Regions from separate parts of the Homo sapiens genome. Here region 1 is linked to region 2. A link is a loop called in an ENCODE intact Hi-C map of the cell type or tissue named here. Cell type or tissue: endothelial cell of umbilical vein. All regions are shown on one strand. Links, peaks and the distances in the headings refer to the core of each region. The heading gives the core; the rest is flanking DNA. Region 1 overlaps TDRD5 (tudor domain containing 5). Region 2 has its middle 23 kb from the start of ABL2.

Region 1 (17,038 bases), core at 5,434-13,433, 350 kb after region 2:
TTAGATAGCCCCAAGCTTTTGGTAACACTTAATGATCTCTGTCTTCCTCTATGGATGACTAATAACTTACACTATATGTAAGTTTTGGCTTGATGTAAAAATGTCAGCTTTCTTTTCTTAATTTTTGCTTCTAAGTTGAAGGCAGTTAGCTCACAGTAGCCTCTGTATGTAGCCACCGGAAAATGAAATAGAAGTTGCTAGTGACAATTTTTCTTTCTTCTTCTATTACTCACAAAAGGTAAAATTTTTACCCAGCCATTTAGAATGAAACAAGGGTCATACTCCACAGGCTTTCCGGTAGCAAAGCCATGCTTTTCACAACCCACTTCAAACATGGAACCACCGAAGCAAATAATGAGCATGGAAAAGACTTCCAAGTTAAATGTAGTGGAGACTTCAAGACTGAATCACACTGAAAAATTAAACCAGGTGAGAGATAAGAATTTGGAGATATAAATATACGATGTTTTTAAATTCAGTGGTGTTAACACTTTGATCTGATGGAAAAGTTGACCTTTTAAAAACTGAAGTCATTCACTTATTTCAAATTTGACTAAGCATTTCCTATGGTTCTGTAGATTAGTAAGAAGTGAGAAGTGGAGTGAAAGAAGAGTACAATTTTATCAACTCCACAGTTTCCACTATTTTCTGCAAATGACTCCCAACTCCCAAATCTGTATCTCTAGTTCCAGTTCCTCACCAAAGTTACAGAAGCATATTTGCAATTTACCTCACAAATATCTTCTGAATGGCTGTCCCTGAGCATAATAATCCTGGTATTTTTCTGTGACTGTAATGCTGAAGGACTTTGAATAAAAACTATTAGAATATAACCAATAAATGCCTGACTAAATCATCATGTTAACAACTTAAGTTAGAGCTCAGAATGAGCACGTGGAAATTAAGTTCAAAACATGAAAATGCCTGATTTCTACTAAAATTAGCTTTAGTAACATAATTTACATGTAGTAAAATTTACTCATTTTAAGTGCACAGTTCGAGTTTTGATTAATATATAATTATACAATCACCATCAAAATAAAAAACAGAACATTTCCATCATCCCCAAAAAAGCTCCTTCATGCCACTTTGTAGTTTCTTTCCCCAACTGCAGCCACAGACAACCACTGCTTTCTATGATTTTGGCTTTCCAGGAATTTCATATAAATGGAATCAAACAATATCTAATCTTTTGTGTTTGGCTTCTTTAACTTAGTAGAATACTTCTGAGGTTTATCCAAGATGTATATATCAGTAATTTGTTCCTTTTTCTTGTTTAGTGTTAGTCCATTATACAGATACACGTAAATTTGTTATACCTTCCCCATTAGATGACATTTGGGTTATTTCCTCTTTGGTCCTTTACTTATAAAGCCACTGTCATTATTTGCATACATCTTGTATGGCCATAGTTCATTTCTCTTGTGTAAATACCTGGGGGTTGGATTACTGCATCATATAGTAAGTGTATGTTGATAAGAAATTACCATTGTTTTCCAAAGTGGCTGTATGACTTTCCTTTCCCATTAGATATGTATGAGAGTTGTAGTTGTTACACATCTTTGTTAACATTTGGGATTGTCAGTTTTAAAAATATTAGCCATTTGAGTGGGTGTGTAGTGCTATCTCATGGTTTTAAGTTGGATCATAATAATCTAATGATAATGTTGAGCATCTTTTCACATGCGTGTTTGCCATTTGTATTTCCTTTTTGAAGTGTCTATTCAAATATTTTGCCCATTTTATAAAACTGTGTTGTCATTGTATTGAATTGGAAAAATTTACATATTCTAGATGTAAGTCCTTATCAGAGGCGTGTTTTGTAAATATTTTCTCCTGGCCGATGTTTGCTTCTTCATTTCCTTAATCCTGTCTGTTGTGGAAAAGTCTTTAATTTTGATACAGTCTAATTTATTCATATTTTTCTTTCTTTTCTTTTTTTCTTTTTTTTTTTTTTTTTGATAGGGAGTCTCACCTTGTCACCCAGGCTGGAGTGCAATGGTGCGATCTCGGCTCACTGCAACTTCCGTCTCCCGGGCTCAAGTGATTCTCCTGCCTCAGCCTCCTGAGTAGCTGGGATTACAGGCGTCAGCCACCACACCTGGCTAATTTTTGTATTTTTATTAGAGACAGGGTTTCACCATGTTGGTCAGGCCGGTCTTGAACTCCTGACCTCAGGATCTGCCTGCCTCAGCTTCCCAAAGTGCTGGGATTGCAGATGTGAGCCACCACGCCTGGCCCATATTTTTCTTTTATTCTTGCCTATCTAATGGATTTTAATCGAAGTTACAAGTTTTTCTCCTACGTTTTTCTTGAAGTTTTATGTTTTCAGTTCTTATATTTAGGTATATTATCCATTTCAAGCCAGATTTGCCTAAGGTACCAGGCATGGATCAAAGTTTTCTGCATATAGACAGTTATTCCTTATTAATTTGGCACCTCCATTCACCTCACACATGTGTAGTTCTATTTTGAGACTCTGTTCAGGTCCATTTATCTACATTTCTGTTTTTGCCAATACTGTACTATCTTTATTCCTGTAGCTTTATAATATCTTTGTCATATATAGTCCTGTGTCAATGACAGGGATATGATCTGAGAAGTGTGTTGTTAGGTGATTTTATCATTGTATGATCATCATAGAATGCAGTTACATAAACCTAGGTGGTATATAGCCTACTACACACCTAGGCTATATGGTATAGCCTATTGCTCATAGGCTACAAACCATTATAGCATGTTATTGGACTGAATGCTGTAGGCAGTTGTAACACAACGGGGTATTTGTGTATCTAAACATAGAAAAGGTACAGAAAAAATACAGTATTATAATCTTGTGGGACCACCATCATACAGGTGGTCTATTGTTGACCATAAGTCATAATGCAGCCCATGACTGTAGTTAAGTCTTGCAACTTTGTTATTTTTCAAAAGTGCTTTGGATATTCTAGGTTTGCATTTGCAGATACATTTAATTTGATACAAATCAACTTGTCAGTTTCTGCCAGAAATAAATAAGATTGTGATCTTCATTAGAATCACATTGGATCTATAGATATGTTTGGGGGGAAAATGACATCTTAACAGTATCAAGTCTGCTGATTCAAAAGCATGGTATATCTTCATTTATTTAGGTCTTTACATTCTCTCAGCAATGTTTTATAGTTTTCAATGCATAAAGCTTGCGCATATTTTGTTAAACTTATCCTTTACACCTTTCATATTTTTTAGCTATTATAAATGGTATTTAAAATTTCTAATCATTGCTAATAGAAAATCAATTGGTTTTTTTTTTTTTGGGTATGTTGACCTTGTATCCTGTGACCTTGAGTCATGGTACTTGATAAACTCAGTTCTGTAATTCAAATCATTCTAGCAGCTATTTTGTAGAGTTTGGATTTTCTGCATAGACCGTCATGCCATCTGAGAGTAAAGACAGTTTTACTTCCTCCTTTTCAATCTATCTGCCTTTCCTCCAACCCTTACCACACAGTGTAGGCTCTCTAGTATTATATAATATTATATAAATGTGAGAGTGGAAAATCTTGACTTGTTCCTAACTATATGGGGAAAATATTCAGTCTTTCATAATTATGATATTAACTGTAGCTTTTTAGATGCCTTTTATCAGGTTGAGAAAATTCCCTCCTATTCCTAGTTTCTCAGAATTTTTTTCCTGAATGTATGTTGAATTTTGTCATGTTCTTTCTCCATACATTGAAATTATTATAGGACTTTTGTTTTTTAAAAATTTCTTTTCTTGGTTTTATATTCAGCCAACCTTATATTTCTGGATGAATCCTGCTTGGTCATCATATAGTATCCTTTTTATATGTTGCTACCTTCAGTTTGCTAATATTTTAAGGGTTTTGCATTTATGTTTATAAGATATATTCTGTAGTTTTCTTGTAATGCTTTTATCTGGTTTTGGAATCATTTTAATACAGGCCTCTTGTGAAAGGAGTTGGGAAGTTTTTTTCCACCTCTTTATTCTGAAAGAGTTTGTGTAGCATTGGTATTTGTTTTTCTTAAATATTTCATAGGATTTATCAGTGAACCAAATTGGAGCTTTCTTTGCAGAAAGGTTTTAAACAACAAATTCAGTTTCTTTAACAGATATAGGGCTATTTTGTATTTTATGCTTTCTTTTTTTTTTTTTAAATGAGCCTTGGTACCTTGTCTTTCGAGGTGCTGTCCATTTCATCTAGGTTGTCAAATTTATTGAAATAAAGTTGTTCATAATGTTCTCCCAGTAACATTTTAAGGTCTTTAGGGTCTGTGATGCTTGCTCTTTATCTGTCTCTATCTCTCTCATACACATATCAGTCTCACTAAAGATTTATTCACTTATACACAGTCATGCACCACATAATGACACTTGTGTCAACAAGACTGCATGTGCAACAGTAGTTCCACAAAATTATAACAGAACTGGAAAATTCCTGCCACCTGGTGGTGATGTAGCTGTTGTAACAACATAGTGCAATGCAACACTTACATTTGTGGTGACAGTCATATATATAGCACAATTATGTACAATACATAATAGTTGATAATGACAATCAACAACCATGTTATGGGTTTGTGTTTTTACTGTACTTTGTACCATTATTTTAGAGTGCACTCCTTACTAAAAAAATTAATTGTAAAACAGCTTCAGGCATTTCCTTCAGGAAGTATTCCAGAAGGAAGGCATTGTTATCATAGGTGATGACAGCTCCATGCATATTATTGTCCCTGAACACCTTACCACATGACAAGATAAATTTAGTATAGCCTAAGTGTATGATGTTTATAAAGTCTACAGTAGTGTACAATAATGTCCTAGGCCTACACATTCACCACCCACTCACCCAGAGCAACGTACAACCCTGCAAGCTCCATTTATGGTAAGTACTTTATACAGATGTGCCATTTTATCTTTTATACTGTATTTTTACTGTACCTCTTGTGTTTAGATACACAAATGCTACTGTGTTACAGTTACCTATAGTATTCAGTACAGTAACATGCTGTACAGGTTTGTAGCCTAGGAGCAATAAGCTGTACCATATATCCTAGGTGTGTAGTAAGGTTATACCATCTAGGTCTGTGTTACGTACATTCTATGTTTGTACAACAATGAAATCACCTAATAATGCATTTCTCAGAATGTATCCCCATTGTTAAAAGATGCATGGCTGTATTTTTCAAAGAACAAGTTTTTAGTTTTGATAATTTTTTTTATTTTTCCACTTTTTATTTCATTGATTTCTGTTCTCATTGTTTTGTAACTTCTGTTTACTTTGGGTTAATTTCCTCTTTGCTCTTAAGGTAGAAGTTTGGTCATTGATTTTGCTCCCTTTTTAATGTAAACATTTAAGGTTATAAATTTCTTCTAAGTATTGCTATAGCTACATCTCCCAAACTTTGATATGAAATTCAAATTTGATAGGAAAACTCATTTTCAGGTCAAAATTTACTAATCTCCCTTTTGGTTTTTTCTTTGTATCATGGATTATTTAGAAGTGTGTTGTTTAATATCCAAATATTTGGGGATTTTTTTCAGAGATGTTTCTGTTCGAATTTCATTGTGGTCCAACAACATAGATTTCATTCCTTATATATTTATTGAGACTCATATGGCTCAGAATATGTTTATCTAGGTAAATGTTTCATAATTCACTTCAAAAGAATATGTATTTTGCTATATTTGAGTATAATATTCTATAAATGTCAATTAAGTCAGTTATGTCATTGATTTCTTTTTAACTTTTTTAATGAACTACTGAGGGAGGAGTATTGAAATTTTCAAACATAATTATAGATTTGTCTATTTTACCTTTTAGTTCAGTTGGTTTATGGTTTGGCTATTTTGTTTTTTGGGTTTTTGTTTGTTTGTTTTATTATTTTCCACAGGTGGTTGAGGTACAGGTGGTATTTGGTTACATGAGTAAATTCTTTAGTGGTAATTTGTGATATTTTGGTGCCCCCATCACCCAAGCAGTATACACTGCACCCTATTTGTAGTCTTTTATCCCTCACCCCCTTCCTACCCTTCCCCTCATGTCCCCAAAGTCTTTGTATCATTCTTATGCCTAGGCGTCCTCATAGCTTAGTTCCCACATATCAGTGAAAACATGATGTTTAGTTTTCCATTCCTGAGTTACTTCACTCAGAATAATAGTCTCCAGTCTCATCAAGGTCACAGCAAATGCCACTGATTCATTCCTTTTTTATGGCTGAGTAGTATTCCATTGTATATAGATACCATAGTTTCTTTATTCACTTGTTGATTGATGGGCATTTGGGTTGGTTCCATGATTTTGCAATTGCAATTTGTGCTGCTATAAATGTGCATCTGCAAGTATCTTTTTCGTATAATGATTCCTCTGGGTAGATACCCAGTAGTGGGATTGCTGGATCAACTGGTAGTTCTACTTTCAGTTCCTTTTGAGATGGAGTCTTGCTCTGTCGCCCAGGCTGGAGTGCAGTGGCACAATCTTGGCTCACTGCAGCCTCCATCTCCTGGGTTCAAGCAGTTCTCCTGTCTCAGCCTCCCGAGTAGCTGGGACTACAGGCACACGCCATCACGCCCAGGTAATTTTTTGTATTTTAGTAGATATGGGGTTTCACCATGTTGTCCAGGCTGGTTGTGAACTCCTGAGCTCAGGCAGTCCACCCACCTCGGCCTCCCAAAGTGCTGGGATTACAGGCATAAGCCACCGTACCTGGCCTACTTTTAGTTCTTTAAGGAATCTCCACAGTGTTTTCCTTAGCAGCTATACTAGTTTACATTCCCACCAGCAGCATAGAAGTGTTCCCTGTTAACCGCATTCATGCCAACATCTGTTTTTTGATTTTTTGATGATGGCCATTCTTGCAGGAGTAAGGTAGTATCTCATTGTGGTTTTGATTTGCATTTCCCTGATCATTAGTGATGTTGAGCATTTCTTCATATGTTTGTTGGCCATTTGTATATCTTCTTTTGAGAATTGTCAATTCATGTCCTTAGCCCACTTCTTGATGGGATTGCTTGTTTTTTTTCTTACTGATGGGTTTTTGGTCATGAAATCCTTGCCTAAGCCAATGTCTAGAAGGGTTTTTCCAATGTTATCTTCTAGAATTTTTATAGTTTCAGGTCTTAGGTTTAAGTCCTTAATCCATCTTGAGTTGATTTTTGTGTAAGGTGAGAGATGAGGATCCAGTTTCATTCTCCTACATGCGGCTAGCCAATTATCCCAGCACCATTTGTTTAAAAGGGTGTCCTTTCCCCACTTTATATTTTTGTTTGTTTTGTCAAAGATCAGTTGGCTGTAAGTATTTGGGTTTATTTCTGGGTTCTCTATTCTGTTCCATTGGTCTATGTGCTTATTTTTATACCAGTAGCATGCTTTTTTGTTGACTATAGCCTTATAGTATAGTTTGAAATAAGGTAGTGTTATGCTTCCAGATTTGTTCTTTTTGCTTAGTCTTGCTTTGGCTATGCGGGCTCTTTTTTGGTTCCATATGAATTTTAGAATTGTTTTTTCTAATTCTGTGAAGAATGATAGTGATATTATGATGGGGATTCCGTTGAATTTGTAGGTTGCTTTTGGCAGTATGGTCATTTTCACAATATTGATTCTATCCATCCATGAGCATGGGATGTGTTTCCATTTGTTTGTTTCATCTATAATTTCTTTCAGCAGTGTTTTGTAGTTTTCCTTGTAGAGGTCTTTTGCCTCCTCGGTTAGGTATATTCCTAAGTATTTTGTTATTTTTGCAGCTATTGTGAAGGGGTTGAGTTCTTGATTTGACTCTCCGCTTGGTCACTTTTGGTGTATAGAAGGGCTACTGATTTGTGTACATTAATCTTGTATCTGGAAACTTTGCTTAACTCTTTTATCAGCTCTAGGATCTTTCTGGAGGAGTCTTTAGGGTTTTCAAGGTAAATGATCATATTGTCAGCAAACAATGACAATTTGACTTTCTCTTTACTGATTTGGATGTCCTTTATTTATTTTTCTTGTCTGATTGCTCTGGCTAGGACTTTCAGTACTATGTTGAAGAGGAGTGGTGAGAGTGGGCATCTTTGTCATCTTCCAGCTCTCAGAGGGAATGCTTTCAACTTTACCCATCCAGTATTATGTTGGCTGTGGGTTTGTCATAGATGGCTTTTATTACATTGAGCTATGTCCCTTGTGTACCGATTTTGCTGAGAGTTTTAATCATAAAGCAATGCTGGATTTTGTTGAATGCTTTTTCTGCATCTATTGAGTTGATCATGTGATTTTTGTTTTTAATTCTGTTTATGTGGTGTATCACATTTATTGACTTGCATATGTTAAACCATCCCTGCCTCCCTGGTATGAAACTCACTTGATCATGGTGGATTATCTTTTTGATATGTTGTTGCATTTGGTTAGCTAGTATTTTTGTTAAGGATTTTAGCATCTATGTTTATCAGGGATATCGATCTGTAGTTTTCTTTTTTTGTTATGTCCTTTCATGATTTTGGTATTAGGGTGATGCTGGTTTTATAGAATGAATTAGGGAGGCTTCCCTCTTTCTCTAGCTTGTGGAATAGTGTCAAAAGGATTGGTACCAATTCTTCTTTGAATGTCTATTAGAATTCTGCTGTGAATCTGTCTTCTCCTGGACTTTTTTTTGTTGGTAATTTTTAAATTACCATTTCAATTTCACTGTTTATTATTGGCTGTTCAGGGTATCCAATTCTTCCTGACTTAAGCTAGGCAGGTTGTATTTTTCCAGGAATTTATCCATGTCTTCTAGGTTTTCTAGTTTATGTGCATAAAGGTGTTTGTAGTAGCCTTGAATAATCTTTTGTATCTCAGTGGTGTCAGTTATAATATCTCCTGTTTCATTTCTTGATGAGGTTATTTGGATTTTCTCTCTTCTCTTCTTGGTTTATTTTTCTAATGGTCTATTAATTTTATTTATCTTTTCAAAGAACCAGCTTTTTGCTTCATGTATCTTTTGTATTTTTTTGTTGTTGTTAATTTCATTTAGTTCTGCTCTGATCTTGGTTATTTCCTTTCTTCTGCTGGGTTTGGGTTTGGTTTGTTTTTGTTTCTCTAGTTCCTTGAGGTATGACCTTAGAATGTCAGTTTGTGCTCTTTCAGCCTTTTTGATGTAGGCGTTTAGGGCTATGAAGTTTCCTCTTAGCACCACCTTTGCTGTATCCCAGAGTTTTTGATAGACCGTGTCATTATTGTCATTGAGTTTGAAGAATTTTTTAATTTCCATCTTGATTTCATTTTTGACCCAATGATCATTCAGGAGCAGGTAATTTTCCATGTATTTGCATGGTTTTTAAGGTTCCTTTTGGAGTTGATTTCCAGTTTTATTCCTCTGTTGTCTGAAAAAGTGCTTGATATAATTTCAATTTTCTTAAATGTATTGAGGCTCGTTTTATGGCCTATTATATGGTCTATCTTGGAGAAAGTTCCATGCCCTGTTAAATAAAATGTGTATTCTGCAGTTGTTGGATGAAATGTTCTGTATATATCTGTTAAGTCCATTTGTTCCTAGGTATAGTTTAAATCCATTGTGTCTTTAACTTTCTGTCTTGATGACCTGTCTACTGCTGTCAGTGGAGTATTGAGGTCCTCCACTATTATTGTGTTGCTGTCTATCTCATTTCTTAGGTCTATTAGTAATTGTTTTATAAATTTGGGAGCTCCAGTGTTAGGTGCATATATGTTTAGGATTGTGATATTTTCCTGTTGGACAAGGCCCTTTACCATTATATAATGTCCCTCTTTGTCTCTTTTAACTGCTGTTGCTTTAAAGTTTGTTTTGTCTGATATAAGAATACTTACCCTTGCTTGCTTTTGGTGTCCATTTGCATGAAATGCCTTTTCCACCCCTTTACTTTAAGTTATGTGAGTCCTTATGTGTTAGGTGAGTCTCCTGAAGGCAGCAGATAGTTGGTTGTGGAATTCTTATCCATTCTGCAGTTCTGTATCTTTTAAGTGGAGCATTTAGGCCATTTGCATTCGATGTTAGTTTTGAGATGTGAGGTACTATTGCATTAATCCTGCTATTTGTTGCATTCATCTTGCAACAATGAGGTCTCTCAGCCGTGAATACCAGCACCTGTTCAGGAGGAGGTGGGGGGTAGGAGGGTTTGCTCTTGGTGTTGTACATTCTGCAGGTTTTGACAAATATGTAATGACATATATCCACTATTGTAGTGTCATACTGAATAGTTGCACTCCCCTAAAAGTCCTCTGTGCTTGCGCCTGTTCATCTGTCTCGTCTCTTAATCCCATGGTAACCACTGATCTTTTTACTGTCACTATAGTTTTGCTTTTTCCAGAGAGTCATATAGTTGGACTTCTACAGCATGTAGCCTTTCAGATTGGGTTCTTTCACTTAGTAATATGCATTTAAGGTTCCTTTATGTCTTTTCATGGCTTTATAATGCATTTCTTCTTGGCACTGAGTAATATTCCATTGTCTGGTACCACAGTTTATCCACTTGTACTGAAGGACGTCTTGCTTGTTTCCTCATAAAGTTGCTATAAACGTGTGTGGGTTTTTTGTGTGGATAGCAGTTTTCAATTCATTTGGGTAAATACTAAGGAGTACAGTTGCTAAATTGTCAGATAAAGATATGTTTGTTTTTATAGGAAACTGCTAAACTGCCTTCCAAAGTGGTGGTACCATTTTGCATTCTCACCAGTGATGAGTGAATGTTTCTGTTGTTCCCCATTGCTGGTCAGCATTTGGTGTTGCTAGTGTTTTAGATTTTGGCCATTCTAATACTGTATAGTGATATTTTATTGCTGTTTTAATTTGAAATCCCCTCATGACATGATATTGAACATCTTTTCATATGCTTACTTGCCATCTGGTATATCTTCTTTAGTGAGAGGTCTGTTCAGGTATTTTGCCCATTTTTTAAAAATTGGATTGTTTCTTATTGCTGAGTTTTAAGAGTTCTTTGTTTTGTTTTGTTTTTAATAATAGTCTTTTATCAGATGTGTCTTGCAAATATTTTCTTCTATTCTGTGGCTTATTTCTCAATCTTTTGACTTGTCTTACAGAGAAGTAGTTTTTAATCTTAAGACCAGGCAATCAATTATTTCTTTCATGTATTGTGCCTTTGGTGTTGTTTCTAGAAACTCATCGCCTTATCCAAAGTCAGCTAGTGTTATCTTATGTTATCTTCAAAGAGTTTTATAGTTTTGAATTTCACATTTAGGTCTATGATCCATTTTAAGTTAATGTTTGTGAAGGGTGTAAGGTCTAGATATGTGTGTGTGGGGTCGTTTTTGTGGGTTTTTTTGCAAGTGGATGTTCAATTCTAGTACCATTTGTGAAAAGACTATGTTTGATTCATTGGTTGCTTTTGCTCCTTTATCAAAGATCAGTTCACTGTATTTATGTGAGTCTATGTCTAGGTTCTCTAGTCTGTTCCACTGGTCTATTTGTTCTTTCACCAGTACCACACTATTTGGTTACTGTAGCTTTTTCAATAAGTCTTGAAGTTGGGTAGTGTCAATCCTCTGGCTTTATTCTTCAATATTTTGTTGGCTATTCTGGATCTTTTGCCTCCTATATAAACTTCAGAATCAGTTTGTTGATATTCACAAAATTACTTGCTGAGATTTTGTTTGGGATTGAATAGAATCTATAAATCAAGTTGGGAAGAGCTAACATCTGGACAATATTGAGTTTTTCTATCCATGAACATGGAATAATTATCCGTTTATTTCTTCTTTGATATCTTTCATCAGAGTTTTGTAGTATTCCTCATACAGATCTTGTACATATTTTTTTAGATTTATACTTAAGTATTATATTTGGGGGAGTGCTAATGTAAATAGTATTTTTTAAATTTCAAATTTCACTTATTACTGGAATATAGGAAAATGATTGACTTTTGTACATTAACCTTGCATCCTGCAACCTTGCTATAATTGCTAATTAGTTCCAGGAGTTTTTAAAAAATTCTGTCCTATTTTCTACATAGATGATGTGATCTGTGAATAAAGGACAGTTTTATTTCTTCCTTCCCAGTCTGTTTGTTTCATTTCCTTTTCTTGACTTACTGCATTTGCTAGGACTCCAGCAAGATGTTGCAAAGCAGTGGGAGGGAACACTCTTTGCCTTGTACCTGGTTAAGTGTTTTTTTTAGGATTCCACTTTATCTTTTTTATTATCTATATTTTTCTGTTTTATATTTTTAGTGGATGCCTTAGGGTTTTCAACCTATATTTTTAACTTATCACAATTGACCTGCATATAATATTATAACATTTCATATAAAATGTAAGAACCTCGGGACAGTAAATTTACATTTCCCCTCTTCCATCCTTTGTGCTCTTATTGTGATACATTTTAGTTCTCATTTTATATACCTCTTAATACATTGTTATTTTTGCTTAGAAAATGTTTAAGGTAAATAGAAATATTTATTTTAATACTAAAATATTAAAAACATAAAAGTCAAATTTTAAGAGATTAAAAATGAAAAAAACTTGTTTACTTACACTTATTTCTGATGCTCTCCAATTCTTTCTGTTTAAATTTCTCTCCAGTATAATTTTCTTTCTGCTTGGAAAATTTTAACATATCCTGTAAGATAAATCTGCTAGTGGTGTATATTCTTAGCTTTTATTCATCTGAAAAAGTCTATTTGTCATTTTCATTTTGAAATATTATTTTTCCAGGTATAGAATTCTATCTGGTGTGATAGTTTTTGCCCCCTTTTAGTGCTTCAGAGATGTTATTCCATTTTTTTGTCTTCGTAGTTTCTGACAATGTCTGTAATAATTCTTATCTTTGTTCTGTACATAATGTGTTTTTTCCCTCTGATGCTTTCAGGATTTTCTCTTTGTTTGGTTTTCCACAGTTTGATTGTAGTATCCCTTGTTGTACTTTTCTTTATTTTTTTTCTGCATGAGATTCATTGAGCTTCTTATATCATTGAGCTTCTTGTATGTGGGTTTATAATTTTCATGAAATCTAGAAATTTTGTCTTCAAATATTTTTCTCTCCTCTTTTGGAGTACAATCACATCTATTTTAGACTGCTTGTTATTTTCTTGCAGGTCACTGACACTCTTTCATTACAATTCTCTTTTTTCCCCACTGTGTGCTTCATTTTATATAGTTTCAATTGCTGTCTTCAAACTGGTTAATCTTTTCTCCAGAATGTAACCTAATTCCATCCAGATTATTTTTCATTCAGATGTTGCATTTTTAATCTTCAGGTATTCCACGTGGGTCTTTTTAATATACTCATTTCTTCTATTCATTATGTTAATAATTTCTTTATGGACATAAGCATATGTATAAGGTTTGTAATAACTGTTTTAGAGGGCTTGTCTAGTTTTATTATCTGTGCCATTTCTGTTTTTTTTTTCCTATTGATTTTTTTCCCTAACATGATCATATTCTACCACTTCACATGGCTGGTAACTTCTGACTGGATGCTAGACCATTGTGAATATTTCATTGTTGGGCTTTACATATAAATTACTTTGACTCAATTTGATCATTTTGAGTTTTTCTTTTAAGCTGTATTAGAGTGGGTATTATAGACTTAATTATGTTCTCCCTATATTTATATATTTAAGCCCCAGCCTCCAATATGATGATATTAGGAGATGGGGTCTTTAGGAAGTAATTAAAGTTAGATTAGGTTATGAAGGTGGGGTCCTTATGATGGGATGAATAGCTTATAAGAAGAGACACTAGAGAGTTTGCTCTCTCCACGGGAACACCCTGAGAAAAGGCCATATAAGTACACAGCAAGAAGGTGGCCATCAAAGAGAGTGCTCACCAGGAACCAAATTGGGTAGTACAGGTCAAATATCCCTTATCTGAAATGCTTGGTTGAGTATCCCTTATCTGAATATTTGCATGTACATAATGAGATATCTTGGAGATGGGATCCCAGTCTAAATATGAAATTCATATATGTTTCATATATACCTTATACACATAAGCTGAAGGCAATTTTATACAATATTTTAGATAATTTTGTGCATGAAACAAAGTCTTGACTGTGTTTTGACTGTGACTCATCACATAAAGTCAGGTATGGGATTTTCCACTTGTGGCATCGTGTTGGCATTGAAAGATTGGGATTTGGGAGCATTTCAAATTTCAGATTTTTGGATTTGTGATGTTCAACCTATGCCTTAATCTTGGACTTCCCAGCCTCCAGAACTGTAAGAAAAATTCTGTCATTTAAGCCACCCAGTCTATGGTATTTTGTTATGGCAGCCTGAGCAGACCAAGACCTGCAGGTCCAGAACAGCCTTCAATCTAGGGCTAATTTAGCCCCACCACTGAAGCATTACCTTTCTAAGGATTGACTCAATGTATTACGAAGTACTCCTACTGTTCCTAGCCCTGTGTGAGTTTGGAGTATTGTTCAGCCTGTTGCTTCTTGTTTGTTTCTCCAGCCTCAAAGAACTTCTCTCCACTTGCGCAAATCAGTACTCATCTAGAAACTTAAGGGAGTTCCTCTGCAGATCTCTAGAGCTATTTCTGTGTCACTCCTCCTTTTCCATATTCAATCCTGCAAATTTTAGCATCCTCATCATCTCAGAATCTGTCTCCTCAATTCATCTAGACTGCCAGGCTGTTTCTGTTACTTCTTCCTACACCATATCCTGAAAGCTCTCCAGACTGTAAGGTGGGCAGGGTGTAGGAGGGGTGGGTTCAAGGCTCACCTCTCAGTTCTGCATTGTTATTCAACAGCTCTAAATTGTTGTTTCATACATTTTCCCAATTTTCTAGTTATTTATGGCAGGAGAGTGGGAGCCATAACTTTTATTTTAAATGGTGAAAGTAATTCTTAATACAGAAAACTCAGCCTAAAAAGAGTTATAGTCTTACTACCAAGAAAGAGTGTTCATTTATGTTGCTTTCTTAGTAATTTTCCTATTTTTAGATTATTTTGATTTCTTTTGACATTTCCTGTGCCAAAGAAGCCTGAAACCAGCCTGTTTTTCTTCCTTTGTAGGTAAGCTGGCTAACTGCATGCTTGTCAAATTCTTTTTCTTTGAAATTCAGAAAGATTATCATGAATTGTTCAGTTATTTCTCATTCTTTTCATCAAAGAAAGTCTTCATTTTTTAAAATGGCTTTTGTTAAATTGACCTCCAGAAAAGTATCAATATATGTTTCAACTCAGAGTGTGGTAGTGTCTTTTTTTTCCATACTTTCTAATTATATAACTCTTAGGATTCTGTGTGGTTATTAACTCAAATGTCAATCCTTGAAAGATGGTTAAGTACAAAAATTTTTTCTCATCAAAAAGCTAAACATAGAGTCTGATTGTTTCACATCCATTTTTGGTTACTGACAAAGTTGATTTTTTTTAGTCAGCCATTTTTATTACTTTTAAGTTACTTTTAAATTCATTTTAATGTTTTTTAAGACGGGTCTCCCCTGGTTAGTCTCCTTTCAGACTTTTTTTCTATTTTTTTCCTGAAAGTTTAGAATTGTTTTTGTAAGTTCCAAAATTTCAATGAGATTTCTTAGAATTAAGTTTAAAATTTTTGAAGAGACTTCATGCATTTCATTAAGTGTATTCATTCATTGACATGTTGTAGTTGTCTATTTATTCAAGTATTAATCTTATGCCTTTCATTGCAGATATTTAGTTTTCTTTATTAGAGTTTGGCACATTTCTCGAAATTGTATTCTTAGATATTGTATGTTGTGATACTTTTTTTTTTTTTGATGGAGCCTTGCTCTGTCACCCAGACTGGAATGCAGTGGTGTGATCTCAGCTCACTGCAACCTCCTGGGTTCAAGCTATTCTGCTGCCTCAGCCATCCAAGTAGCTGGAATTACAGGGGTTGCCACCATACTTGGCTAATTTTGGTATTTTTTGGTAGAGATGGGGTTTCATCATGTTGGCCAGGTTGGTCTCGAATTCCTGACCTTGAATGTCTGCCTCGGCCTCCCAAAGTGCTGGGATTATAGGTATGAGCCATCATGCCTGGCTAGTTGTGATACTGTTTTTGCCATTAAGACTGGAACTCTAAGTGTTCATGGTTCAGAAAGAAAGAAATTGACTATTAAATATTATTTTGAAACTACCTTAGCAAACTTGGTTGTTTCAATAGTTTTCCCATAGGTTTTCCAAGTAGACTACCCTACCATTTATGAACAGTAGATTTGCTGTGCCCTTTTCAGTATTTAAAGTTCTTATTTCCATTTTCTAAATTTATTGTGCTGACTAAAAGTTCCAAAAAAAATTAATTATAATGTATATTTCTTTTTTCAGAAACTTCCCACTCTATAGAATTTAGCAGGAAGACTCTGCCTTTTAACTGTGAGAGCCAGGCAATAACGAATGCAGAGTTGAGGACATTTGCTCATGGCATGGCTCCAAGTTGAGGAGTGAGAGAGATGCAGATACACTTTCTTCTATCTTTTCTTTGAGTTTCATCCTGAGTTTTGCAGCTCTAATAATTCCTCATAGATGCAGCCTAATAACCACATTTCACTTCCAGTTGAAGTTTTTGCCACCAGAACAATTTAAATCTTGTTCTGAGAGGGGGTGTGGGTTCTAATTCCCAAACTATGTATTTTAATTTATGGTAGGACAAACACTACAAAATTATCAGACCTCACATAATCCTATTTACAAAAAGTGCAACTTTCCATTTCTTCAAAACTGTAGATCTATTAGTTTGTTAGGTGTTCCCTCAAAACTCTACAAGTTTGTGTTTTTATGTGCATAGAAAAATATATTACAAAATTAAAGTGTAAACTTTTTTCTTTTTGATCATCTGTATCTTTTGTTCTTCCAAAGTGAACATGCATCATTTTTGTCACAAGAAAATATTATTAAAATGAAGAAAAAAAAGTTTTTCCTTTGTAAAATGAGGATCAGAATGTCTTCACTTTCCTCTTGCAAGAGAAACAGGCTGGCTTGGCCTTTTGTATCCCACCCCTGCCCATTGCTTTATTTCACAAAGCAATGTGTTAGAACAGTTTAAAGCCTCTTTTGAAAGGCGTTCAATTTTCTTTATTTTGACTTCTTGAGAGGGAATTTAGAGGAGAAATGAACATTTTAATGG
Region 2 (17,038 bases), core at 3,642-11,641:
ACCATGTTGGCCACACTGGTCTCAAATCCCTGACCTCAGGTGATCCGCCCACCTTGGCCTCCCAAAGTGCTAGGATCACAGGCGTAAGCCACCACTCCTGGCCCTGTTCTTTATTTTATTTTATTTTATTTTTTACTTTTAAGACAGAGTCTCACTCTGTCACCCAGGCTGGAGTGCAGTGGTGCAATCTCAGCTTGCTGCAAGCTCCGCCTCCCAGGTTCATGCCATTCTCCTGCCTCAGCCTCCGGAGTAGCTGGGACTATAGGCGCCCGCCACCACGCCCGGCTACTTTTTTGTATATTTTTTAGTAGAGACGGGGTTTCACCGTGTTAGTCAGGATGGTCTCGATCTCCTGACCTCGTGATCCGCCCGCCTCGGCCTCCCAAAGTGCTGGGATTACAGGCGTGAGCCACCGTGCCCGGCCCATGTTGTTTATAAATTACCCCAGTCTAAGGCATCTTTTTATAGCAGCTCAAACAGGCTAAGACAATAATAAAAGTTTTTGGTGAGTTTTCAATTTTCTTAAGACATGTAGAAACACTCAATGAGACTTTTGACAGAAATGGAAGAAGGTAGCCTATTTAGACATGTGCCTATAAGATGACTATCATTGATGCCTGCCATAGAAAATATTGACTTGCCATAACATCATATTTTCAAAGTATAGGATGAGAAGAATGTTCATTTCTAACTTGCAAATTATTCTGAAGATGAGAATGGAGAAAAGGATTACAGTAAAACAGAAATTTATGTGCCATTTCTCCAAAACTATTTGATGATCTTTAAAGAGGCCTAAGTAGCCTTAAAGCGGGGAAGGGTATGAATGGAACACCCCGAGTTGCTCACTGTTACATGTAGGTTGCAACAAAAAATCACAATGGAAAAAAAAGACTCATTTTTTTTAGAAATAAGCCCCCTTCAGAACTTAAAAAAAAAAAAAAAAGAGGTCGGGCACAGTGGCTCACACCTGTAATCCCAGCATTTTGGGAGGCTGAGGCAGGTGGATCAATTGAGGTCAGGAGCTCGAGACCAGCCTGACCAACATGGTGAAACCCCATCTCTACTGAAAATACAAAAAATTAGCCAGATGTGGTGTTGAGCACCTGTAATCTCAGCTACCTGAGAGGCTGACTCAGGAGACTATCACTTGAACCCAGGAGGCAGAGGTTGCAGTGAGCCAAGATTGTGCCACTGCACTCCAGCCTGAGTGACAGAGTGAAACTCCGTCTCAAAAGAAAAAAGAAAAAAGTGTCACCAGGAAAGGATAGCCAAGTTAAACAAGACTTTCAATTTCAGTACTAAAACTGTAACTTGGGCTGTGTGCAGTGGCTCACACCTGTAATCTCAGCACTTTGAGAGGCTGAGGCAGGCAGATCACTTGAGCCCAGGAGTTCAAGACCAGCCTGGGCAACATGGTGAAACCCTATCTCCATAAAAAATCCAAAAAGTTAGCCGGGTATGGTGGTGTGTGCCTGTAGTCCCAGCTACCTGGGAGGCTGAGGTGAGAGGATCATCTGAGCCCAGGAGGTTGGGGCTGCAGTGAGCTGTGATTGGACTACTGCACTCCAGCCTGGGGACAGAGTAAGACCCTGTCTCATAAAATAAAATAAAATAAAATAAAATAAAATAAAATAAAATAAAATAAAATAAAATAAAATAAAACTGTAATTTATTTGCAATTCAACTTCAATTTCACGGGTTCAAATTACCTCTGTGCTTTAAAATCATTTCCCCTGAGAAAGAGAGGTTTAACTTATGATGATATCCAATGTGCTTCAGAGTGTATAGTCTGTTTCTCTTTTCCTTGAATCTGGACTGGTCCTGTGGTTTGCTTTGACCAATGAATATGGCAGAATTGACTCTGATTTTGGAGCCTACGTCATAAAACACCTTTCATCTTCTATCTTCTACACCTGTAAGACTCCCACTTGAAATACAGCTGAAAGGTTCAAAACAAGATTTACCTGTAAAATTTAAGATGAGAATATTGACCATCAGTTTCAAAATTATTTCCTGAATTAATAAGTATAATAACCTAAGTTAATATATAGGAATCTCTTATATAGGACTATATGATAGAAATGGAAGAAACTGATGGAGAAATAAGTAATCCTAAGATGTTAGGCAAGTTAGGCAGCAGGAAAAAAGGGCCTACTGAATGCTAATAATAAACTTTAGTTTCTTGATACAATCACCATTTAAAAATTAGAATCATTAAAATAATTTCTGAACCCATAATTGGTATAAATTTTTCTTTTTTCTTTTCTTTTTTTTTTTTTTTTTTTGAGTCAGAGTCTCGCTCTGTTGCCCAGGCTGGAGTGCAGTGGCACAATCTTGGCTCACTGCAACCTCCATCTCCTGGGTTCAAGTGCTCTCCTGCCTCAGCCTCCTGAGTAGCTGGGATTACAGGCATGTGCCACCATGCCCGGCTAATTTTTGTATTTTTAGTAGAAACGGGGTTTTTCCACGTTGGCCAGTCTGGTATCAAACTTTTGACCTCAGATGATCCGCCCACCTCAGCCTCCCAAAGTGCTGGGATTACAGGCTTGAGCCACTGTGCCAGCCTGGCATAAATTTTTCTACTAAATTAGAGGAAGGTAACATGGAACTGTATGACCCTTGAAGCATCAGAAAATCTCACTGGGACTGAGTTTCTTGCACTGTAAAATGATACTTTGGTTAGATAACTAGAATACTATTGGAAAATTTAATTACAATCCTGAGTATCATTACCAAAAAGTGCCTTTCAAGTATGAGGGAGAGAGACACGTGGTCACCAGCTTTAGGAAAAAGAACACACACAACCTAAGTATCTGGAGACTGTTAAAGCTTTCCTGTTGATATAGCATTGGCAAAGTCTTTGTGTAACCCGAAGGTATGCATGCATTAATTTGAAGGCCATTATTCATTTTTTTCTGAGACAGAGTTTTGCTTTTGTTCCCCAGGCTGGAGTGCAGTGGTGTGATCTCGGCTCATAGCAACCTCTGCCTCCCGGATTCAAGCGATTCTCCTGTCTCAGCCTCCTGAGTAGCTGGGATTACAGGCATGTGCCACCACGCCCAGCTAATTTTGTATTTTTAGTAGAATCAGGGTTTCTCCCGGTTGACCAGGCTGGTCTCAAACTCCAGGCCTCAGGCAATCCGCCCACCTCGGCCTCTCAAAGTGCTGGGATTACAGACGTGAGCCACCATGCCCAGCCGCTATGACTATGTATATAGAAAATCTGGGATGCTCAACTAAAGAGCTTTAGAATTAATACAACAAGTTAGAATGGCTAGCTATAAGTAAAGATCCATAAACTTAGTAGGTTCCCTTTATTGGAGCAATGGGTTAGAAATAGAATTTGAAAAAGTAAAAATAAACAAAGTATATCTATATACAATACATATATATATAATGTTTATATGTATATGTATATGTAATAAGTTGATCAGAAAAAAGTATTACAGCCTGGGCAACATAGCAAAAACCCGTCTCTACAAAAAAATATAAAAATTAGCCAGGCGTGGTGGTGCTCCCTTGTAATCCCAGCTACTCGGGGACAGAGGGGTAGTCGGGTGGGGAGTGTTGAGGCAGGAGGATGGCCTGAGCTCGGGAAGTTGAGGCTGCAGCAGGCCGAGATTGTTGCAGTGGGCCGAGATCGCGCCACTGTACTCCATCCTGGGTGACAGAATGAGACCCTGTCAAAGAAAGAAAGAAAGAAAAAGGAAAGAGAGAGAGGGAGGAAGGAAGGAAGGAAGGTAGGAAGGAAGGAAGGAAGGAAAGAAAGGGAGGGAAGAAAGGAAGAGAGAGAGGGGAGGAAAGAAGGAAGGAAGAGAGAGAGAAGGGAAGGAAGGAAGGAAGGAAAAGAAAAGAGTATTAAATGGGAAGTGAGTATAAAACTGTAATAAAGAATACAAAGATTGGCTGGGCACGGTGGCTCACACCTGTAATCCCAGCACTTTGCGAGGCCGAGGCGGGAGGAACACTTGATCTCAAGAGTTCAAGTCCAGCCTGGCTAACATAATGAGACTCCATCTCTACAAAAAATGTTTTTAAATTAGCTGAGTGTGGTGGCTCATGCTTATACTCCCTGCTTGGGAGGCTGAGGTGGGAGGATTGCTTAAGCCCAGCAGGTCAAGGCTGCAGTGAGCTATGATCGTGCCACTGCACTCCAGCCAGAGCAACAGAGTGAGACCCTGTCTCAAAAATAATAATAATAATATAAAGATTAACTCAATAAAGAGTCCCTCCTGAAAAGGAGGACTTTGAACTTCTTTCTAAGAAATTGTTTTACCATAATAATCAAAACACCTTTGATATCAAATAAACACTGTGTTCATATTTTATGCTAAATTAACAACATATATGTGTATAGCTATACATGTATTTGGGGGAGTTTCTAGTATGGCTGTATTCCAGTTTGTCTCTTTTTTTTTTTGAGACGGAGTTTTGCTCCGCCCAGGCAATGGCGTGATCTCAGCTCACCGCAACCTCCACCTCCCGGGTTAAAGCGATTCTCCTGCCTCAGCCTCCTGAGTAGTTGGGATTATAGGCATGCGCCACCACGCCCTGCTAATTTTGTATTTTTAGTAGAGACGGGGTTTCTCCATGTTGGTCAGGCTTGTCTCGAACTCCCAACCTCAGGTGATCCACCTGCCTCAGCCTCCCAAAGTGCTGGGATTACAGGCATGAGCCACCATGCCCAGCCAGTTTGGCTCTTTAAAACATTGGTCACCCTAGCATTGGCCATTCATTCACTAAGTATTAAGCTCTTACTGTGTGCCAGCTGCTGTATCAGGGACTAAGGTAACAGCTGTAAAAAAGGCAGACAAAATTCCCTTCTCCTCAAGGAAACTGTAGTGTGGTTGGAGAATCCAGTAAAGAAAATTGACAATTAGAATATACTGTGCAATGAGTGCTAAAGAAGGGGAAATGACCTAAGAGCACAGAAGCAGGGCCAGGAAGGCTTCCCCCAACGTGGGAATCTGGAGGAAGGGGAAACAGAGGAAGGAAGCATTCTCCCCGCCCTAAGGAAGACCAGAGGGAGCATGGCACAGTGGGGAGCTGTGAAGTTTTCTATCACTTTTTTTTTCTAGCATTAGCAAATATTTGTGAGTGTTTGCTGTATGCTGAGTGATACAAGGAGCACAGAATAACTATGTGAGTGATTACAATACAGTGAGATTGGAAGACATAAGAACTCCAATTTCAGCTGGGCGCGGTGGCTCATGCCTGTAATCCCAGCAATTCGGGAGGCCGAGGCAGGCGGATCACAAGATCAGGAGTTTGAGACCAGCCTGGTCAACGTGGTGAAACCCTGCCTGTACTAAAAATACAAAAATTATTCAGGCATGGTGGCAGGTGCCTATAATCCCAGCTACTCGGGAGGCTGAGGCAGGAGGATTGCTTGAACCAGGTAGGCAGAGGTTGCAGTGAACTGAGATCACGCCACTGCACTCTAGCTTGGGCCACAGAGCAAGACTCCATCTTTTTTTTTTTTTTTTTTTTTTGAGACAAAGTTTCACTCTTGTTGCCCAGGCTGGAGTGCAATGGCGTGATCTCAGCTCACCGCAACTTCCGCCTCCTGGGTTCAAGCAATTCTCCTGCCTCAGCCTCCCGAGTAGCTGGGATTACAGGCATGTGCCACCACCCCTGGCTAATTTTGTATTTTTAGTAGAGATGGGGTTTCTCCATGTTGATCAGGCTGGTCGTGAACTCCCGGCCTCAGGTGATCCGCCCACCTCAGCCTCCCAAAGTGCTGGGATTACAGGCGCGAGCCACCGCGCCCGGCCTAGACTCCATCTTTAAAAATAAAAAAATATTGGGAGGCTGAGGCGGGCGAATTACCTGAGGTTGGGAGTTCCAGACCAGCCTGACCAACATGGAGAAACCCTGTCCCTACTAAAAATACAAAATTAACCGGGCATAGTGGTGCACACCTGTAATCCCAGCTACTCGGGAGGCTGAGGCAGGAGAATCACTTGAACCCAGGAGGCAGAGGTTTCAGTCAGCCGAGATCATGCCATTGCACTCCAGCCTGGGCAACAAGAGCAAAACTCCATCTCAAAAATAAATAAATAAATAAAATTAATCAGTCAATCAATCAATTGGGTGTGGTGGCATGCATCTGTAATCCCAGCTACTCAGGAGGCTGAGGCAAGAGAATCGCTTGAACCTGGGAGGTGGAGGTTGCAGTGAGCTGAGATCGTGCCACCGCACTCCAGCCTAGGTGACACAGTGAGACTCCATCACAAAAAAAAAAAAAAAAAAAAGTCCAATTTCAACACAGGAACAAAACACAGCATAAGAGATGTCACAACGGTGGAGATACAAATTCAGGTAATATTTTAAGTGACTTTGCTCATTGCTTTTATGTTCTGATTTTTTTTTTTAGATGGAGTCTCACTCACTCGCCCAAGCTGGAGTGCAGTGGCATGATATCGGCTCACTGCAACCTCCGCCTCTGGGGTTCAAGCCATTCTCCTGCCTCAGCCTCCCACATAGCTGGGATTACAGGTGCCCACCACCATGCTCGGCTAATTTTTGTATTTTTAGTAGAGACAGGGTTTCACCATGTTGGCCAGGCTGGTCTTGAATTCCTGACCTCAGGTGACCCACGGGCCTCGGCCTCCCAAAGTGCTGGGATTATAGGCATGAGCCATCATTCCCAGCCTGTTCTAACTTTTTTCATTTGGAAAAAACGTAAAGTTGTAGAAAAGTGTAATGAATACTCACATTTCTCCCCACTTAGATTTACCAACTGATGACCTCTTGCCACACCTGCTTTGTCTCTCTACATATGTATACACACATCTCCTTTTTGTTAAAACATTTGAAAGTAGGTTGCAGATGTCTTCCTACATTATTCTTAAATATCCCAGCTTGAATCTCCCAAGAACAGGAATACTGTCCTGCAGAAGCACAGGGTCCTAACACACTTAAGAAAATCAATATTAACTCAGTCACATCAACCAACATGCTCAAATTTCTTCACCTGTCCCAAATCCTTTTTTTTTTTTTTTTGAGATGGAGTTTTGCTCTTGTTGACCAGGCTGAAGTGCAGTGGCTCCATCTCAGCTCACTGCAACGTCCACCTCCTGGATTCAAGCCATTCATCTGCTTCAGCCTCCCACATAGCCAGGATTACAGGCGCCTACCACCATGCCCAGCTAATTATTGTATTTTTAGTAGAGAGGGGGGTTTCACCATGTTGGCTGGGCTGGTCTCGAACTCCTGATCTCAAGTGATCCACCTGCCTCCGCCTCCCAAAGTATTGGGATTACAGGCATAAGCCAGTGCGCCCAGCCCCCAAATTGTCTTTATGGCTCTTCTCCCAACTCATCACATTTAAAAGTTCTTCTGTACCCTTAATGTACTTCTACTGTGCCTGGAAAATAAATGTAACGTCATTAGGTCTGTTTCTTCCCTTAAGATAAGCTATACTTTAATATTTATTCTAGTTAGACTTACTGGGTATGTGATTTATGATTTATGATTGGATCTGTGAAGAAAACAATTTGGAAAGCATTCCTGGAAAGGCTACACATCACAGTTAGCCTCTAGATGTCCTCCTTGGATAGAAGAAACCTGCAGCTAGTAGCTTAACAAGGACTTTTCCAGAGCAGTCACTATTGAGCAGATGCATTGTTCCCCAGTCAACATAGATGAAAGAGTTTAATAAATGCTTCAGAATTCCAAACTGAATATAAATAAGCTCAATTTATATGGTTCTCCAAACATTTGGCACACCTGAACAAGGTTGTAAGCTGGAAGAGCATGAGGATAAAAAATGAGGTTGACTGTCCTGTAATCCCAGCATTTTGGGAGGCCGAGGTGGGCAGATCACTTGAGAACTGGAGCTCGAGATCAGCCTGGCCAATGTGGTGAAACCATGTCTCTACTAAAAATATAAAAATTAACTGGGCGTGGTGGCGCATGCCTGTAACCCCAGCTACTTGGGAGGCTGAGGCACTAGAATCACTTGAACCCAGGAGGCAGAGGTTGCAGTAAGCCGAGATTGCACAAACTGCACTCCAGCCTGGGTGACAAAGTGAGCCTCCATCTCGGAAAAAACAAAACAAAACAAAACAGCAACAACAACAACACAGAAAGAAATGGCCAGCCATGGTGGCTCACACCTGTAATCCCAACACTTTGGGAGGCCAAGGCGGGCAGATCACCTGAGGTCAGGAGTTCGAGACCAGCCTGGCCAACATGGTGAAACCCCATCTGTACTAAAAATACAAAAATTAGCCGGGCACAGTGGCGGGAGCCTGTAATCCCAGCTACTCGGAGGCTGAGGCAGGAAAATCACTGGAGCCCAGGAAGCAGAGGTTGCAGTGAGCCGAGATAGATCGTGCCACTGCACTCTAGCCTGGGCGACAGAGTGAAACTGTGTCTCAAAAACAAAACAAAACAAAACAAAAAAACAGAAGTTGATAGGACAAAAAGAGACCAGGGTAAGTATTCACAGACTTGTTTCTGCCACTTTCAGCTCTTTTAAAGGGATATCTATATGACTCAATATTGTGCCTTTGTTATACTCATTAGTTAAATGGGCAGAGAAACAGAATGGAATGAGCCTAAATGAGAAGCCATACAGAAGATGTCTGACAGAAATTATTCCAAAAGTGAGAAGAAGAGACCCAGAAAGGATAGGAGTTTCCAAAGAGACAAAGAAGAGCAATTTAGGAGAGTAGTTTCTATGATGAGTGGGACTTTGGGGGGAGATTTATAGGGGATTATAGAATATGTTGTTGTGTTAGATGGTGCAGTTCTACTTTATCTTTCCTCATATTTATTCCAGTTATAATAATAATAATAATTTACTGAATAGTAATTACTGTGTCAGACACTATGCTAAGCACTTTGCATACATTATCTCATGTAATCCTAATAACAAACCTGTGACCTCTCATTATCCCCATTTTACAGTCAAGAAAACTTAGTCTAGAGAAGTTAAGCAGGTCATCCAAGGTCACCCAATTAGTAAATAGCAGAGCTAGCGGAGCAAGGATGTGGGTCTTGGCTGACTCCAGAGCTTGTGTTCTTACGTGTTTTGCTATATAACACGATCATTTGTCACTGACATGTGGGATCTGGAAGCATATGCGAAAGTGTAAAGAGGCCATGCAGCCTACTTCAGCCTACTTCCAGCTGAGGCTGGAGTTGCTACTATGACTTCTATGTCATCAAGCCCTTAACATTCCAGGGTTTTAGATAGTCCTTGCATATTTTCAGAAAGTAACCATTCCTATCACCATTTCTTCACTCACATAAGAAAAATGGTATACTCCTCTGTCTCTCTGTCTTTTCAAAGGCTGGCATTTTTCTTTCCCACTGTTATTCTTCGGGAAAAGAGCCATCCGTGAGAAAGTGGCTAACATGACCTCTGTATGATTCAGAGAAATGTGTCCACCACAACCGAGATAAACTCCTTGTCCAGTGTGGTAAGCATAAACTGACACTTCCTCATCAAAGATGCCCACCTTCTAATCTCTAGAACCTGAGAATATGTTATCTTACATGGTCAAATGGATTTTGTAGATGTGACTAAATTAAGGATCTTGAGATGGGGCGATAATCCTGCATTAGCCAATGGGCCCAAAGTAATCACATGAATCTTTTTTTTTTTTTGAAACAGTGTCTCATTCTGTCACCCAGACTGGAGGGCGGTGGTGCAATCTCAGCTCACTGCAACCTCTGCCTCCCAGGTTCAAGCACTTCTCCTGTCTCACCCTCCCGAGTAGCTGGGACTACAGGCGCACGCCACCACTCCTGGCTAATTTTTTTTGTATTTTAGTAGAGATGGGGTTTCACCATGTTGCCCAGGCTGGTCTCGAACTCCTGAGCTCAGTCTGCCCGCCTTGGCCTCCCAAAGTGCTAGGATTACAGGCATGATTCACCGTGCCCGGCAATCACATGAATCTTATAAGGGGAGGGACAGGATATTGAGAATAAGAAGAGGAGGTATGACGATGGAAACAGAGGCCTGGAATAAAGCAGGGTTACAAGCCAAGGAATGCAGGCCGCCTACAGAAGATGGAAAAGGCAAGAAAACAGGCTCTCCCCTAGAGCCTCCAGAATTCATTGCAGCAGCAATAGGAAATGAAATGAAAACACTTTGTATAGGGATACATGAAGCCATGCTTGCTACTCTATGTCCATGAACACATTTAGAGGTAGACTGACTCCAGAAACTCAGTCATAGCACAGACTGATTGGTGGTAGAGTTCCTCAGTAGGCCAACTCCTCTACACATAAAGGAAAAAAGAGTTCCCCAGATCTCTAATAATGGCTAAAATTCAGACTATTCAGCTGGGCATGGTGGCTCACACCTATAATCCCAGCACTTTGGGAGGCCGAGGTGGGCGGATTGCCTGAGGTCAGGAGTTTGAGACCAGCCTGGCCAACATGGTGAAACCCCATCTCTACTAAAAATACAAAAATTAGCCAGGCGTGGCAGTGCACATCTGTAATCTCAGCTACTCGGGAGGCTGAGGCAGCCTACTTGAGCCTGCCCCAGCCGAGATCACACTATTGCACTCCAGCCTTGGTGACAGAGTGAGACTCCATCTCAAAAAATAAATAAATTAATTAAAAAATCAGACTATTCCTATCCTGTGCCATGTACTGTCCTAAGAGTTTATGTCTACATTTAATCTTCACAATGTTACTGACAAAGCTGGTTCCAGCTGTCAGGTGCCTGTTGCCAGGTCTGCGGTGAGGCAAAGGGCCTTCCCAAATAGGCCTTCCCTAATCTAGTCCAGTGTCCCATCTGGGTTGCCAGTTTTATGAACAACAAAGCTGGTCCCTATAAAGATGTGGTACTTTACTATTTGGTGTCATGAAGTCAATATACAAAACTAAAAGTGAGTGTCAACCAGTGCAGGCTTTATTCAATGGCCATGGAATCCAGAAGTGGGAGCCTGGCTCACTAATCAATGTCTCAATAAGTGAAAGGTGAGGGGACTAAAATTTAGGGCTTCTCTAATAATGGGGTTGGACTTTAAAAGCAAGGGGAGAAATACTCACATTTTTTCTGGAAATGGGTGGTGGGCTTCCCAGAACCATAGTGCTGCCTTCTTTTTTGTGCTTTTATGGCTTCTTCTGGTCACTGTCTTGGCAATTGTCAACTGTCATGGCACTAGTGGGAGTGTCATTTAGCATGGAAGTGAGATTATAATGAAGCCTGAGGTCTTCTTGAAGTCATTTGGTTGGCTATCTTGGTTCTAACCAGTCTCAGTTAGTCTGGTTACAAAGGGAACTTTTAATTGCAGGCATCCTGTTTCTTAAAGATAAACAAGAGTTTGGATACAGTAGGAATTCACCTATGTCACCTACATGTTATACCAGGTGACAAATCTCCCAGTGCTACTGCTTGTCACAGGTGTGATGGCTTCAAGATGCTTTGCAGACCAGAGCGCTGGCCACACAGGCCCTGAGGGCCCGCAATTCCAATGGAGTGGCCATGGTGTACTCCATGGCATCTGGAGGTGGTGTTCTTACTGATGACAAGAAGGCGGCTGGGTTGGAGAGGGAGCTCATGATGGCTGCACGGAAGGGACTGGACCCATACAGTATAATACCCCCAAAGGCAGCTTCAGTCACAGGGAACCCTAATTTGGTCCCCACCATCACCAATAAGTGAATAGTGGGCTATATCTATGAAGAGGACAACAGTGCCATCATCTAGTTTTGGCTACACAAAGGCAAGAGCCAGTGATATCCTAACTGTGGAACCTGCCCCATCAGGGGGCCCATGGAGCCTCTGTGTTAAGTTACTCAAATGTGCTATAAAGTCTTTTCTTTCCAATAAAGACTTGCATTGGCCTCTTCTCCCAAAAACAACAACAAAAAAACAAAAAACACAAATCTCCCTTTTTCTGTACATTCACTCCTCATTCTTTCTCTTTTTTTTTTCTTTGAAACAGGGTCTTGCTCTGTCACCCAGGCTGGAGTGCAATGGCATGATCATAGCTCACTGCAGCCTCAACCTCCTGGGCTCAAGCGATTCTCCCACCTCATCCTGCAGGATAGCTGGGACCACAGGTACATGTCACTACACCCAGCTAATTTTTGTATTTTTTTTGTAGAGATGGTGGTGGTGGGGGGGGGGTCTCATCATGTTCCCCAGGCTGGTCTCGAACCCCGAGCTCAAGTGATCTGCCTGCCTCAGCCTCCCAAAATGCTGGGATTACAGGTGTGAGCCATTGTGTCTGGCCTCAGTCCTCATTCTTGAGGAGTGCTGTGGAATGAAGGTCTGTCTTCTACAGCTTCTTCAAGCTGAGTTTGGGTGTTTACATGGGGCCTATTAGATTAGTGAAATTTTTTCCTAACTAGTCTTAGATAGGTCTGGTTATCTCCTGGGTGCAAATCTAGCTGTTTATATCCCTGTATGGCTTCAATTCACTTTATTTATTTATTTATTTTATTTATTTATTTTTTTTTTTTTGAGACAGAGTCTCACTCTGTTGCCCAGACTGGAGTGCAGTGGAGCGATCTCAGCTCACTGCAACCACCGCCTCCTGGGTTCAAGTGATTCTCCTGCCTCAGCCTCCCCAGCAGCTGGGATTACAGGTGTGTGCCACCACGCCCAGCTAATTTTTGTATTTTTAGTAGAGACAGGGTTTCACCATGTTGCCCAGGCCGGTCTCAAACTCCTGACCTCAAGTGATTCACCTGCCTCAGCCTCCCAAAGTGGTGGGATTACAGGCGTGAGCCACCACGCCCTGCCGTCTTCAATTTACTTAGACACAAAAGAGACCAGACAGTTTGAGAGACAGGGCCCAGAATCAAGAGAAGTAGGATGGCAGCTAAAGAGCCCAGGAAGGGTAAAAACCAGGTGAGATTAGGGATGGCCTATTTTATGATCTCCCATATTCCCTGAGCATTTGTGCCCTTTTCGTAAATTGGTGCAACCACTTGACCTGGTCATAGATAAATTTAATGTCTTTTTCTATTAATGTTGAATTATTTACCAAAGCACAACAGGAAGAGTTAGTGACTACACATATCCCACCTTGTTCTGCCAAGAGGTAATCAAAAGCCAAGTGATTGTCAAGCACAGTATTGGCTAATGAGTCTGGGAAGACTTTGAGGCAAGTAAGAGCATCACAGTCTTATAGGATAGAGTTTCTATAATTGTTGTGAGGTTGCACAGGGTAGCCTCATGCTAGGCAAGCCTTCCCTAGGGGGCAAGGAAACTGCCCACTATCTCGATATCCAGCCAGAATAGTAATCCCAGCACTTTGGGAGGCCGAGGTGGGCGGATCACCTGAGGTCAGGAGTTTAAGACCAGCCTGGCTAACATGGTGAAACCCCGTTTCTACTAAAAATACAAAAAAATTAGCCGGGCATGGTGGCACGCTCCTGTCATCCCAGCTACTCAGGAGGTTGAGGCAGGAGAATCATTTGACCCAGGAGGTGGAGGCTGCAGTCAGCCAAGATCGCGCCATTGCACTCCAGCTTGGGCAAGAAGAGCAAAACTCTGTCTCAAAAATAAATAAATAAATAAATAAATAATAGCAAGAGTGGACTGATCAACTTTTGGGGCTGCCCACTTGAGTATTTCATTAGCTAACAATAGCTGTTTTCTTAGCTCAGTGGTTCTCAAACTTCATTGTGTATCAGGATCCTCCCACCTTAGCATCCTGAGTAGTTGGAACTATAGTTGCACGCAACCATGCCTGGCTAATTTTTGCTTTTGTTTTTGTAGAGACAGGGGTCTCACTTTGTTGCCCAGCTTGATCTTGAACTCCTGGGCTCAAAGTATTCTTCCCACCTCAGTCCTCCTAAGTGCTGTGGGATTACCGATGTGAGCCGTTGTGTGCCGGGTCAGGATTTTAAATAATGATGCAACATGGTTAGCCTTTACCTCCTGCTCTTTTTATAGTATGATACCAAGGCTTATTAACATACTATAGGCATTCTCTTCTAAGATCTCGGGGGAAAACCTATTCTATTTACACGTGTATTATATAATATATTTATTTCACATTTAGCAAAAAAATGCAATCTAAAGATCATGATCATGGCTCATTGTTCCTTGACTTTGATGGGGATAATTGCAAGGCTGAGATTTTTCTCTCCATGTGGGTTCTCATCATTCAGCAAGCAGCAGCCAGTTTAAACTTCTTTACATGGCACCTTTGTTCCAAAACAGCAAAGGCAGAAGCTGCCAAGAATCTTCAGGCTCAGGCTCCAGTGCTCACACAACATCATTCTGCCACATCCTATTGGTCAAAGCAAATCACAAGGCCTGTCCAGATTCTAGGCCATAGGGTAATAGAGTCTACCTTTTGATGGAAGGAGAGGCAATGTCATGGACCATGAAAATGAGGACTCATGAGACTCATAATACTTTAGGAGTTATTATGATAACAATCTGCCACAGTTGGAGAGTGCGAATTATTTTGCTACATAGAGCTTTGATCAACTAAATATAAAATAATCTCTAGAAATTAGCATCTTTTTCTTTTAAATTATTCAAGGAAATTCTTTATCATAAATCTAGTAAGTCTTTAATCAGCATAACATATATCCCTGAGCCAACTTCAACCATTTTCACTGTACCTAAAAAGTAAAACTGCTGAAACTTCATCTAGAAATTGGCAAGAACTTTGCATTTTTCTTCTCCATTTGAATTCTGTGTCTGAAGTGTAGGACTCTCAGCACTATACACACTATCTGAACACTAATTAAAGGGAGGATATATAAAAGAGAAAAAAGAAGTGATTTTCATCCTTTATGAGGCAAAAAAGAAAGTATAAATTTTAAACACAGCAAATTTCCCTTAGATCTGTTCTTTTCTACTGTTTATTGAACATTGGCTCATTCTATATACTTCATGCCCACCCTTCCTTCCTTTCTTCCTTCCTTCCTTCCTTCCTTCTTTCTTTCCGACAGAGTTTCACTCTTGTTGCCCAGGCTGAGGTGCAGTGGGGCGACCTTGGCTCACTGCAACCTCCGCCTCCCGGCTTTAAGCGATTCTCCCCTCTCGGCCTCCCGAGTAGCTGGGATTACAGGCATGCACCACCGTGCCTGGCTAATTTTTGTATTTTTAGTAGAGATGGGGTTTCACTGTTGGCCAGGCTGGTCTCGAACTCCTGACCTCAGGTGATCTACCTGCCTCCGCCTCCCAGAGTGCTGGGATTACAGGTGTGGGCCATCATGCCCGGCCTACTTTGTGATTTCTTAAGAAACAATACATGCATCTGTATTGAGTTGCTGATGAATTTCAATGTGAATAATATTTATAGTTTCTCTTAATTGTCTTAGCACCTGCAGGTGCCTATGATTATTTTCTTTATTTATACTCTCCTTAACTATAGTGAGTCACTATTGAGTTCTGGGTAGCAAATTTAGCTTTAAGTTTCAGCTCAGCTGAAGCTAAATTTCAGAAAAAAAGAAAACAGTCTTGGGGCTGGGTGACAGAGTGAGACTTAGTCTCAAAAAAAAAAAAAAAAGAAGTCTTTGCATTAAATGGTTACAAAATTATCTGAAAATTTATAGGATGATAACAATTATAGGGATATAATAAACATGAAATGCAAAACTGGGCTATTTGCCTGGGCTCGTACTTCTTTTTCTTTCTTATGGTTTCTGTATATTTTGTTTTTTTTATCCTACTTATTTCATTAATGGCAGGACATCAAGTATACAAGAACATAAAAATTTGTTTCATCTGTCAAATGCAAGTTTGTATTAGGTAATCTCTTTGATTTTATGATTTTATTTGCTATTATGGGAAACGTTTGTGATTCATCCATGCAAGTGTTGAGTCTAATACTGACACTAAAGAATGTTTTGTCAGCCAGGCGCGGTGGCTCACGCCTGTAATCCCAGCACTTTGGGAGGCTGAGGCGGGCGGATCACGAGGTCAGGAGATCGAGACCATCCTGGCTAACGCGGTGAAACCCCGCCTCTACTAAAAAATACAAAAAATTAGCCGGGCGTGGTGGTGAGCGCCTGTAGTCCCAGCTACTCGGGAGGCTGAGGCAGGAGAATGTCGTGAATCTGGGAGGCAGAGCCTGCAGTGAGCCGAGATCATGCCACTGCACTCCAGCCTGGGTGACAAAGCAAAGACTCCGTCTCAAAAAAAAAAGAAAAGAATGTTTTGTGAGCAGTTTTCTTTTGTAAATTCAACTGCAAGATTATGAGATCCTAATTGTGAGATTCTGATTCTCTTAATAACTCCTTAAGAATAACACCCATGAAGTAACAAATCTGCCTAAGAGTTCTATGACGCTATAATTGGGATTTCAGAATATTCTGTTCTCTACCCATTGTGATTTCAGGGGTTCTAGAAAACTCCTCTCTACAAAAACAATGCTTTCTTGCCCTCTACGATAACGGATATGACTGGAGACCTTGTCTTTCCATCACTGTTACTTAGAGTAGCACTGAGGTATAATATCCGAACTGTTTTAGAAAGTGCAATAAATTGAGTTTAATTCACACTGGAGTGTAAAAGTATAACATCATAATGCATTTTTGATAAAGGGTAAGATAGAGCCTGGGAAGGAAACATACTAGTTTGTGTCATTTCTGGTAATAAATATCACTGCTTGATGACCTGCATGATGGCATGGTATTATCTTTCATTTGTTCCACATTTACCTTCCAGGTGCTTCAAGGTGTGTCCTAGCCAAGTAGGTAAAGCTGGCAGGTGGGGTAATGTCCCAGGTCAGGACTCACAGGTCTATCTCAATTGGCTCCATTGTCTATTTCACATCTGCCTTTGCTGTCCAAATCCAGACATGGAGTATGCACATGGTAGGTGGAGGAATTTCAAAAGAAAACAGGGCTTATTTTTGAGACAGGAGAATAGGGTTTATTGTTTCTCAAAACAAATGCTCCTGATGTCACCTGGATTATGTTCTGAAAATAAATTGATTTATTTCAGTTTGGACTTTATGTGCAATAAATTGTATGGGTCTCCTAGAAATGAAAACAAATCCCTTAAAAAATATATCGTGCCAGTCAGATGAGTTCCATAAAAAGCAAAAACAAAAACGAAACACAGCAACAAGGAAATTAGTTGAACCATTAAAGT

The links. Peaks named below come from ENCODE experiments on the same cell type or tissue, not always from the same donor. Only the 100,000 strongest peaks of a DNase experiment are listed, where the experiment ranks them.
Region 1: it touches region 2 in a loop (5-fold over the local background); 12 of 110 quality-filtered maps call a loop at or near these places.

What each region holds. Positions count from the first base shown.
Region 1 is chr1:179,595,390-179,612,427 of GRCh38, forward strand. TDRD5 (tudor domain containing 5) reads left to right here. Exons shown (of 18, transcript NM_001199085.3): 4 at 239-429. Among named protein-coding and RNA genes, the nearest start is that of TDRD5, 12 kb to the left of the region's middle. RefSeq lists an enhancer at 3,342-3,401. In endothelial cell of umbilical vein, for the core only: no CTCF peak of the experiment used is centred there; no DNase peak of the experiment used is centred there; H3K27me3 peaks cover 341 bases.
Region 2 is chr1:179,244,357-179,261,394 of GRCh38, forward strand. It overlaps the pseudogene COX5BP8. Among named protein-coding and RNA genes, the nearest start is that of ABL2, 23 kb to the left of the region's middle. RefSeq lists a silencer at 6,140-6,312. In endothelial cell of umbilical vein, for the core only: no CTCF peak of the experiment used is centred there; a DNase peak (open chromatin) is centred at 7,545.